Regions from separate parts of the Homo sapiens genome. Here region 1 is linked to region 2. Evidence: chromatin contacts called from ENCODE Hi-C or POLR2A ChIA-PET data. All regions are on one chromosome and are shown on one strand. The core of a region is the stretch at or near the end of the contact, and the rest is flanking DNA. Distances in the headings are between cores, read along the strand shown.

The links. A loop is a pair of places that touch in the nucleus more often than their neighbours do. ChIA-PET counts read pairs that join two places held with the same protein, here RNA polymerase II (POLR2A). Pooled maps may share reads with other maps.
Region 1: a pooled map shows a loop between it and region 2 (1.9-fold over the local background). The contact joins two enhancer-like sites. A Hi-C loop is called at or near these places in 2 of 50 pooled maps. POLR2A ChIA-PET finds 5 or more read pairs at or near these places in 3 of 52 experiments (A549, H1 and WTC11).

What each region holds. Positions count from the first base shown.
Region 1 is chr6:138,534,615-138,539,845 of GRCh38, reverse strand. It overlaps a transcript of NHSL1 not described here. Among named protein-coding and RNA genes, the nearest start is that of NHSL1, 38 kb to the right of the region's middle. RefSeq lists an enhancer at 1,700-1,869. Within about 2 kb of position 1,338, at least 4 of the 41 ENCODE cell types and tissues checked have a DNase peak (open chromatin) inside an H3K27ac peak, as active enhancers do.
Region 2 is chr6:138,454,129-138,459,664 of GRCh38, reverse strand. The region is part of intron 3 of NHSL1 (NHS like 1); the gene reads left to right. Among named protein-coding and RNA genes, the nearest start is that of MIR3145, 22 kb to the right of the region's middle. Within about 2 kb of position 3,829, at least 11 of the 41 ENCODE cell types and tissues checked have a DNase peak (open chromatin) inside an H3K27ac peak, as active enhancers do.

The DNA of each region.
Region 1 (5,231 bases), core at 89-2,588, 83 kb before region 2:
GCTACCCTATGGACTGAAAGAGCAGTTAACAGAGTTTTGCCGCCTAAAACGAGGAGAACTTGGGGTCTGCTTGTTTCTGGAGCATGCTCTGTGCAAGGATTCATGCTCTGGGTAATTTTGTGGAACTGAATCAAATGACTTGAATTACTGAAAGCATTAGCTAAGATTTCAGTTAAACTCTTCATTTTAATATCTCCTGTTCCATTTCTACCTATTCTGGTTTCCTTTATTTGCTGATTTTCATGTTTGTCTTTTTTAGGCCCCCTACCTCACCTTAGCTGTCCTCCTCTGTGATGGCTCATTGGGGGAGCAGTATTACACCTAAGCCATATTGAACTCCTTCTAGTTACAAGGATGTGATCAGTAGTCTACACATGCATTAGAAAAGGTGATAGTTAATAGGCAAGGCAGATGGACCCGTGTGATAAAGGCAGGACATCATGTCACCACCATTAACCAGGTACAGATGTATGCAGGGGTATGTATTTTTCTGTGTTAAACATCAGAAGAAAATACTGCTGAAAACAACCTGAGGGTCTTTAAGCAATTAATAGATTTTGCATGATTAAACAGTTTGGCAGGATATGGTATTGGGGATGCGGGGTGGAAGATGGGTAGTCTTAAATTAGGAACATTAATTATTTTATAAAATCGTATGTAGCAATTGCATTTAAAATTAAGAGATCCTAATTTGACAGCCAACAGAATGACAAACTATTTGATTTAATGTCAGCAGTGTTCATCTTCTATCTGGTGATTATGTGACATTTATCAGTCTTTGTTAACTTAGATTACATTTAGAACTTTTTTTGTTGTTGTTACTGTCAAAATGTGGTTAACCCTGAGATCCATTGAAACAAAAGGCCTGAGTGACTTGACTGTGGGTTTAACTTGGGGGAGGGGGTGCATGATAACAGAAATGTGAGTGCTCATCACCACTTTTTCTTTGGAATGTCTTCTTATAACAAAAAGATATAAATAGCATAAAGTGAGCTTTAGGAGCCACAAGTTGTAGTACACTTTAAGTGAATTTATATATACACAGAATAGTTTTCAAAAGGTCAGATGATAACATATGTTTGTACTTGTGAAATTTTGCAAGACAGCATTTGAGAGCAAAAGAGAAAATCTCGGCTTTGCTGACCACAAGAGGCCATCTATGTTCTTCATTATTTTGTTTCACTGAGTGAACTGTGCAAGGTTCATTGTTGCTGGAACTTTCAGAATAAAAGTTGGGACAGACGCCTCTGCTCTCTCGAGGGCGCGAACATTGGGAGCAGGTTCAGGGGAGGATGAACAGTGACTTAATGTGTGGTCTCTTAGGAAAGGGAAGGCAAAGGACCACAGGAGCCTGGCTGACGAGCCTGGCAGATGCCCAGAGGATGCTTGACTTGGTAGAAGATCACGTGGGGAAACTGGGTTATACCAGACACTGAGAGTAGCAACTTTTCTAATTCCAAACAGAGCAAATGAGAAAGGGGCCTCAGAAAATGCCTTGGTGTTAGCTATGTGGGATGGCATGGCAAAAGAAAATGAAGTATATGAACACACCTAGCCCCCAGTGGTGGTACTCTATCTCTCCTTCCTTAGCCATCTCCTACAGATTTGCACTTTTGCTTTATCTAGACCCTTTCCTAATTTTAAGAGGACAAAGGAAGCTCAAGTCCCTTCTTTTTTCCTGGAAAAGTTTTGCTGTAACAGAATACCCAGTATTTTATGCAAAAGAGATCAATATTGTCCCAAGGTGGCTAATTTATATGTCAAAGGGTATCCAAGATTTGTCGACATTTTGAAATACCTCTGAAGTTCATCAACTCTGACCAAAATATTTTGATAGAATTTGGGGTGTGTTATTTCATTGCGTGTTGATGAGCACTTACCATGTGCCAGTCACTGTTCCTACCCCCAGGAAACTCTTCCTGTCTGATGCTCTGGACTTCTCGCCGGCCTGGATCTCTGCAGCCCCAAGACTTCTGGTTGTTTTCCTGCCCACTGTAAAGGTGCTACTGCTTGTGCCAGCTTTTGGCGGTTCTTTCTCCAAGATTGACTTTGGGAACAAAGCAAAGCCAGAGACTTTGTAAAGGGTTTCCCTGCTAATCATGACCCAAATAACAAAAATAATTAACACAGGTTTGTAAAGAATATTCAAGAAATCCCAACTCTATCCGTTAATCATATCATCTTATCCCTTGAGTAAAGATCTCCTTAGCTCTGAGAATGGATCTGCCTAATAAAATATTGAGGATTAAGTAAAGCTTACATAAGATGCTGGTATTTTCTCTGTAATATATAGTGATGTTATTTAAATTTGACCTCTCTAAGGGCTTAATTTGGTCTTTGAAAGTGAAGACTGATTTGTACCCTAATTTGCAAATGTAGTATTTCTACATAGTGAGAAAGGCAGATGTATTTCTCAGTTTTCATCACAGCATATTTACGCCAACTTTTAAAAAGTTTTCTGGACCTACACAGTTGTATAAATACATCCAGATGAATAAAAAAGTATTACAAGTCACATATATTGGCAAAGGAGCGTGGTAGCAACACAAATATTTTGAAAGCTATGTAAGCCAGTGAGAGTATCCTGATACCGCTCTAACAGCTCCAACGGAAGTGTTTGCTGCCACAGCAATTGAGACAAAACCTTTCCTTTTTGGAAATGTTTCCTGGCAGAACAAATACTTGATAAAAATTTAAAACAAGATTTGAACTGCTCAAGATGGTGCCTTTCATAAAATTGTTTTATTTTTACAAACTCTTTCCACATCAGGAAGAGAGAAATCTATGGGTGGATGGTTTTATCCTTATATAGGTGGAAATGTCCTTATTTTAGGTTGACTGCTGTACTGAGGAATTGGGAATGAGCTCCCCTTAATTATTGGGTTATTTCTCTTCTCGTTGTATTTCTTCTTCTGTCAGTAATTGGCAGCCTATTTTTCATCTTAGAGAGAAGAGGCCAGGGAGTGTAAGAGCTGTCCACCTGAATTGTCAGTCAGTAAATTACGATGGAAGTTTAAAACAAGTAGCATACTCAGAAGATGACATATGTCTGGAGTTGGGGGAAAGAGGAGGGAGAGCATTAGGACAAATCCCTAATGCATGCAGGGCTTAAAACCTAGATGACGGGTAGATAGGTGCAGCAACCCACCATGGCACATGTATACCTACGTAACAAACCTGCACGTTCTGCACATGTATCCCAGAGCTTAAAGTGAAAAAAAAAAAAAAAAAAAAAAAAAAAAAGATGACATATGTCCCTCTCCAAAACCACGGAATCTATAAATGCTGAAAAGATTGAATGCAGATGATTAAATTTGTGATGTCTGTAAGCATGATTTAAATACAAAACATTAGTTTGATGTTTGCCATCACTTTTAGGTTTGGGTTTACAAGACTGCTCCTATAGAGATGGCTGCTTTTCCGTGTCCAGTGAGAACTTTTAATGCTAAAACATCCAGTGTCGTTTCTGCTTGCCACAGAAAGTCAATGTTGGTTGGTATGGCAAATATCATAAATCCTTATTTGTATGTTATTTGACTTACGATAACACACTTGGCTGAAAATGAGTTTGTCTTAGTCGCTCCCCAGTCCTCACTCACCTTTGTGAAACCATAGAATGGATCCATTGTTGGTGTGTTATCTGCAAAAGATAAAGTGTCTATGAGCTGGGGAAAAACTGGAGCCCCCAAAATAAATGAGATTCCTTTAACACATGCCATACCACAGGTTTCTCCCAGACTGCTGTTTTGGACTATGTTTGACTAGATTTCCTTTACTCTAATTTTCCCTTGCCCTCTTTTTAATTTTGGAAAGCTACCTTCAACCTCTGTGTGTGAGTAGCCACCCTCCTTTGTCTCTTGCTTGACGTTGGCCCCCCAGCAACTAGCTCAGTGTCATGTCTAAAATTAGATCAGTCTGTATGGATGCCCTGTAGGGAAGTGAGAGAACAGGCTCTCTCTGCCAGAGCAGATCCTCACCACACAATGAAAATTCTCAGTTTACGATAATTCCTAGTCAATGTCATGAGTCTTTTGCTGTTTTACAGTAAGGCAGTCTGGTATTTGGTGTACTGAACTGCAGATATGAATATCTAGCTGCCACATTTTCACCTGGATGTCTAACTGACCTCATGAACATATCAAAATTCCTGTCCCCCACCCCTATCTATCCCACTGCAGACTTCCCCATTTCGTGGCAAATCCACCCTTCCAGTTGCTTATCCCAAAAACCTTGAAGTCATTTATGACTTCTTTTTTTGGTAAGGGGGTGTCGGGGAGGGGAGACAGGGTTTTCTTGTTCTGTTGCCCAGTCTGGAGTGCAGTGGTGCAATTATGGCTCACTGCAGCCTTGACCTCTTAGGCTCAAGTAATCTTCTCACCTCAGCTTCTTGAATAGCTGGGACTACAGACATGCACCATCATACCTGGCTAATTTTTTTTATTTTTGTCGAGGTGGGGTTTTACTGTGTTGCCGAGACTGGTCTCGAACTCCTGGGCTCAGGCAATCCTCCCGCCTTTATCTCCCATAGTGCTGGAATTATAGGTGTGAGCCACTGCGCCCAGCCAACAACTACTTTTTTTTCTTATTCCTACATTCAATTTGGCAGAAAATTCTATTGACTATATTAATTTTTTTCCCCATTATCTGACTACCTCTTACCATCTAAACTGCTACCTGCTTGGCCTGAATTTCACCTGGATTATCATAATAGCTTCCCTTTATAGCCTACTTTCAACCCAGTAGCCAGAGTAGATCTTTTAAGACCAGCGATATCGTGCCAGTCCTTTGCTTTAAAGCTTCATTTCACTCGGAGTAAAAGCTCGTCTTGGCAATTTCTCTTTATTTTTGAAATATCAATCACAGGCCTGAAATAAACCTAGGAGGAGAAAGTCTGTTTTCTAAGCTACAGAACTTGCAGCTGCATCAAACCTTTAGTCTGGAAGAAAAGGAAAAGGTTTCCCTGCCGAACTACAGTCCCAGCTGAGTCGTGTTCTTGTTTGATGCTCCAAGAAGGTATGGTCTTTAATGAGACCCCTCCATCTTTTCCTTAATGCAAGTGAGGATCGTTCCACCCCATCTCATTTTATCATTAAAAGTGGCAATCTGTGTACTAAATGCAGCCACAGAGATTTACCTTTGGGCTTTATTGACCAAGTTTGATAGAGTTTCTGTTGGAATTTTGGAAAACTGATTTCCATGGCTTTATTGATAGGGATTAAGTTAGAAATAAA
Region 2 (5,536 bases), core at 2,580-5,079:
TATAAGAGAAGGACATTCACTATCATTATTACCACTTAGCATAGTATGGAAAGAGGTAGCCAAGACAATCAGGAAAGCTGTAGTGTAAAAAGTGCAGAAGTGAGAAAGATTGAGATTATATTATCACTCTTTGTTCATGGTTAAGTCTTTCTTGGGTAAATCCAAGAAAGTAATATTTCAAAACTTCTATAAATAACAGTTCAATGATATAGTAAGGTATACAAGTAATATACAGCAATCAATAACTTTCATATCTACAAAGTCAAATTAGAAGATACAACAGGAAAAATCTATTTAAAATAGCTATTGCAAAGTACAGATACATTTAATAAGAAAAGGACAAGATCTATATGAAAGAAACTTTAAAAAATACTATATGGTCAGGCGTGGGACTCATGCCTGTAATACCAGCACTTTGGGAGGCAAAGTTGGGTGGATCACCTGAGGTCAGGAGTTCAAGACCAGCCTGGCCAACATGGCGAAACCCCATCTCTACTAAAAATACAAAAATCAGCTGGGCATGGTGGTGTGTGCCTGTAATCCCAGCTACTCGGCAGGCTGAGGAAGGAGAACCCAGGAGGTGGAGGTTGCTGTGAGCCGAGAGTGTGCCACTGCACTCCAGCCTGGGTGACAGAGCAAGACTCTTTTCTCAAAAACAAAAACAAACTATAGAACACAAATAAGATTTGAATAACTGAAAAGACATATCACATCCTCAGAGGCGTTAATATCAGAAAGCTCACCATTCTGCCCAAGTTAATTTATAAGATTAACACAATACCAATAAAAACGTGAGTAGATTTTTTCTGGGTTTTTTTTTTTGTTTTTTTTTTTTTGAGACAGATTTTCACGTACTCTGTTGCCAGGCTGGAGTGCAGTGGTGTGAACTTGGCTCACTGCAACCTCTACCTCCCAGGTTCAAGCGATTCTCCTGGCTCAGCCTCCCGAGTAGCTGGGACTACAGGCACATGCCACCACACCCAGCTAATTTTTGTATTTGTAGTAGAGACTGGGTTTCACCATGTGGCCAGGATGGTCTCGATCTCCTGACCTTGTGATCTGCCCTCCTTGGCCTCCCAAAGTGCTGGGATTACAGGTGTGAGCCACCACGCCCAGCCTAATTTTTGTACTTTTAGTAGAGATGGGGTTTCACCATTTTGGCCAGGCTGGTCTCGAACCCCCGGACCTCAAGTGATCCACCTACCTTGGCCTCCCAAAGTGCTGGGATTATAGGCTGTTCTGTTTTGTCTTGATCTGAGGCTACTTTGGGGGATGAGAGGAGGAGAGAGACGACTAAGGAAGCTGAATCTAAAGTTTGTGTAGCTAGGAAAGCTGTAAAACAAGAGAGCAGTAAGGAAGAACTGACTTGACCCGGTATGAGAACATAGAGTTAGGGATTCCTCCATTGTGGCAGCTGAATGTGCAAACCAGTATAACAGAATATTAAAAACAGAATAGAAGTCTAGAAATAGACCTAAATCTTCATGGGATTTAGTAGATCATCAAGCTATCATTTGAAATCAAGTGGGAATCCAGTAACTGTTGAAAGGGGCTCCAGGCCAGCAGTATGGTCTTCCGTGTTAAGACTAAGACTCCTAACCGTGGTTCATGTTCTTAACATCACCCTAACAGTTGGGATTTTTTTTTTTTTTTTTTTCAGTTGGAGTTTCACTCTGTTACCTAGTCTGGAGTACAGTGGCACAATCTTGACTCACCACAACCTCCACCTCCTGGGTTCAAGAGATTCTCCTGCCTCAGCCTCCCGAGTAGCTGGGACCACAGGCACGTGCCACCATGCCCAGCTAATTTTTGTATTTTTAGTAGAGACGGGGTTTCACTATGTTGACCAGGCTGGTCTTGGGCTCCTGACCTCGTGATCCGCCCACCTCGGCCTCCCAAAGGGGATCATTTTAAATATAGAGTGTGTAGGAGTCAATTTGGAAGGGAAATTCGATCTGGAAAACCTTTTATTTTGTATTTCCTAGTAGGTGTTGAGGGGAGGGGTGTGTTACAAAGAGCAGTGACTATATGGAAGAAGGGATGCATGAGTTAACAAATTATTGACTTTAAAAGAGGTATTTCTTACAAAAATCATCTAATTTGCATTCAACAAATATTAAAAATCCATTATGTGCTTAAGATGAGTTGCTAATATGGCAAAGGTTAAGGACATATAAATTAGAAAAGAGAACCTAGAGGACGTCGATTCTGGTTATTTACTCTGGCTAATTGTTCTAGAATAATTATCTTCATTATCCTAATGTGAAACACCAAGTAGGACTCTATGTGTTATGTTATGAAGAAAGATGTTTTGCTAACGAGATCCACACATATCTTTGATGTTCAAAGTGGGAATATAGTGTAGCAAGAAGAAAATTGTTGAAAATATTTCCAATTGTATATGTTATGCATATCATCTAAACATAAACATGATGCATTGAAAAAAATACTGTTGGCAAAGCAATTTAGAAATTCCAGAAAATAAGCCAGGCATGGTAGTGTGTGCCTGTAATCCCAGCACTTTGGGAGGCTGAGGCAGGCGGATCCCTTGAAGTCAGGAGTTCCAGACTAGCCTGGCCAACATGGTGAAACCCTGTCTCTACTGAAAATATAAAAATTAGCCAGGCGTGGTGGCATGCACCTGTAGTCCCAGCTACTCAGGCTGAGGCAGGAGAATTGCTTGAATCTGGGAGGTGGAGGTTGCAGTGAGCTGAGATCGCACCACTCCACTCCAGCCTGGGCGGCAGAGTAAGTGAGACTCCATCTCCAAAAAAAAAAAAAGAAAGAAAGAAATTCCAGAAAATACCTTTTCATTCAACTCTGAAATCAAAGAGTACACCATTGCTTTGTGTACTGTTTTTGACTTTTTTCTCTTTTCAGTTTTCAGCATATGCCAAGTACTGCCAAAGAGGTTCTTGCATTTGAAGGCAGGTCAGTTATCAGTGCGAAAATACTTACTGTGAGTCGATAGGGAATTTTTCCACCTGCCATTATCGGAAGTTATATTTGATGATACGTTCACTGAATCTGGGAAACCTTCACAGAATCCCCATTGTCTTAGCAGAAAGGATATCAATCATGAGTTATGCAATCTCTTGTGTAAAATTCACCCCTAAAGAGATGTATTAGATCTAGATTTTTGGCAGTAAACAGTTGGCTTTAATAGTCGTGACAGAAATCGAAATTTCCCTGTTTCCTGTTATTCTTTGAACTGGCATGTCAGCTTCTGTTTTAGGCTTTGTTGATAAGAAATATTTAAATCAAAGGAAGACTTTGAAGAAAAGGCAGTAACCTTGCTGCCATACCTGTAAACACAGGAGGCTTATTTAACATGATGCTTGAGAGCGTAGGTTTGGGGCAGCTTTTCCACCTGTCAGAGCTCAGTGGCCTTGGATAAGTTGCTTTCGTCTGTGAGGTTCAGGTTCCTCAACTGTAAAGAGATAAAAACCACATGTTCCGGTTTGCTTAGAACAGCCCTGGTTTACAGCTGTTATTCTGTGTAATTATTAATTGCACCCCCTTTCACTCTCAGAGGTGTTCTGGTTTCGATAAAATTACATAGTTACCCTAACCTACCTTGGAGAGTTGGTGTGAGGTTGAAGTAAATTAATGTTTGTGAAACCCTTAGCACAGTGCCTGGCACAGACTAGATGCTCAGATGATGATGATAAGTATTGTTAAGCTGATTGGTATTTCAAACCACGCTTCAAAGAAAATGATTCAATAGACAATGTCTGTTTTTATAAAAATTTGGCCACTCTCCCAATCATCTCGTCTTTTGTTCCACCCACATAGAATTTCCTGCCCAAGGCAATAAATTTGAGAGGTTTCAGCAGCTACTGACGAATTTCTGATTGTCATGGCTTTACAGGTTATCTAGGTGTGGCACTACCAGTGTTTATGCTATTGCTAGCTTGTTCATCGGGGTACACGTTAGGATATAGAACTTTTTCACAAATTAGATCTTATTTTCCACAAACAGCCCCATGAAACAGATTATTTTAATAGCTATTACTATTATTTTAATCTGGAAATGGAGACTCAGAAATATGAAATGGCTTTCTCAAGATCACATAGCTCGAAAGCACCAGGAAGCATGCGAAGGCGGGGCTCCTTGCAGGGAGCATGTGAAGGCGGGGCTCCTTGCAGGGAGCATGTGAAGGCGGGGCTCCTTGCAGGGAGCATGTGAAGGCGGGGCTCCTTGCAGCTCATTTCTTTTCATCGCACCATGCTGGTTAAGCAAAAGGGCAAGATTACTCAGTTACCTCAATTCCTCCTCATTATGCCCAATTTTGTCATCTCTTATTCCTCTTTGACTTGTCTGGTATGCTTCACTCAATTTTTTTTTCCCCCAAAAAAGTTTTTAAGTGCTACTTGGTCTCAGTATATGGATCCCATTCTTGGCCTAGGGCAGCTTACAGTCGAGAAGTGATTACTCCATGTCCAATCATGTGTTACTGGGTCTCTGTGAGTAATTTCAGGAAACTGTAGAAACACAAATGAGTCAATGCTCACTGCTCTGCAGTTATGGCACCTTCTTATTCCATGCCATTGCAGACAAAAATGAGAAAATTGGGGTCTGTCATTCCCACGCCTTTTTGCCTGCAAACCAGTGAGAATGTCTCCAATGACCCATTCCAGTTTCTCTTGCTGTTTCCATCCCACTACTCTATAATCAGGGTCTGTTTATACCTGCCTTCTCTTCTAGATTAATGGACAGCATCCCTATCTTGTTGATCTCTGTGTTTCCAGTATGATGCCAAGCACTTGGCACATGGAAAGGCTCAGGCGCCAGGGACTGTGCTCAGTGCTGTATGTGAATATATTCAGTATTTATTGCAACCATGCAAAGTAGCTTTGATTATGCCCATATCATGGATGAGAAAACTGTATCTTGGAGAGATTAGATCACTTGCCTAAGATCACATAGTTTTTAAATACTGAAACAAGATCTTTCTTTATTAAAACGCCTTTTATTGAAGTATAACTTACATAAAATAATCTATACATATTTAAAGTATACAACTTAATAAATTTTGACATATGTATACACACAGGAGACCATTACCATAATCAAGAGAGTGAACACATCTATCACCCCTAAAAGCAAAACCAGGATTTAAACCTAGACTTACGACTCTAGAGCTCATGTTTTTCCCCCAGTAATGACTGTATGGGGAGTAGAGCCTTTGCCACAGTCCTTTCCTCCTAACCATTCTCATTCTCTTATGGGGAGTTTTGCATTGTTGAGATAATACAAAGAGCATCTTTTACAACCCAATTGTCCATCAATAAAAAATGTGAATAAATTAGTACTGGAGTGGAATGTATACCCCAGTGAAATGAATGAATTACAGTTTCACACAACTACATGGATGTGTCTTAGAAAGATAATAGTAAGAAAAACACAAAGAGAATAATACTATTTTTGTAAAAGTCAAAGCAAGTTTATGCACGCACGCACACACACACACGCACACATATAACAAGGAGTAATTAGGAACACAAAATTCAGGCTAGTGGTCACCTCTGGGGA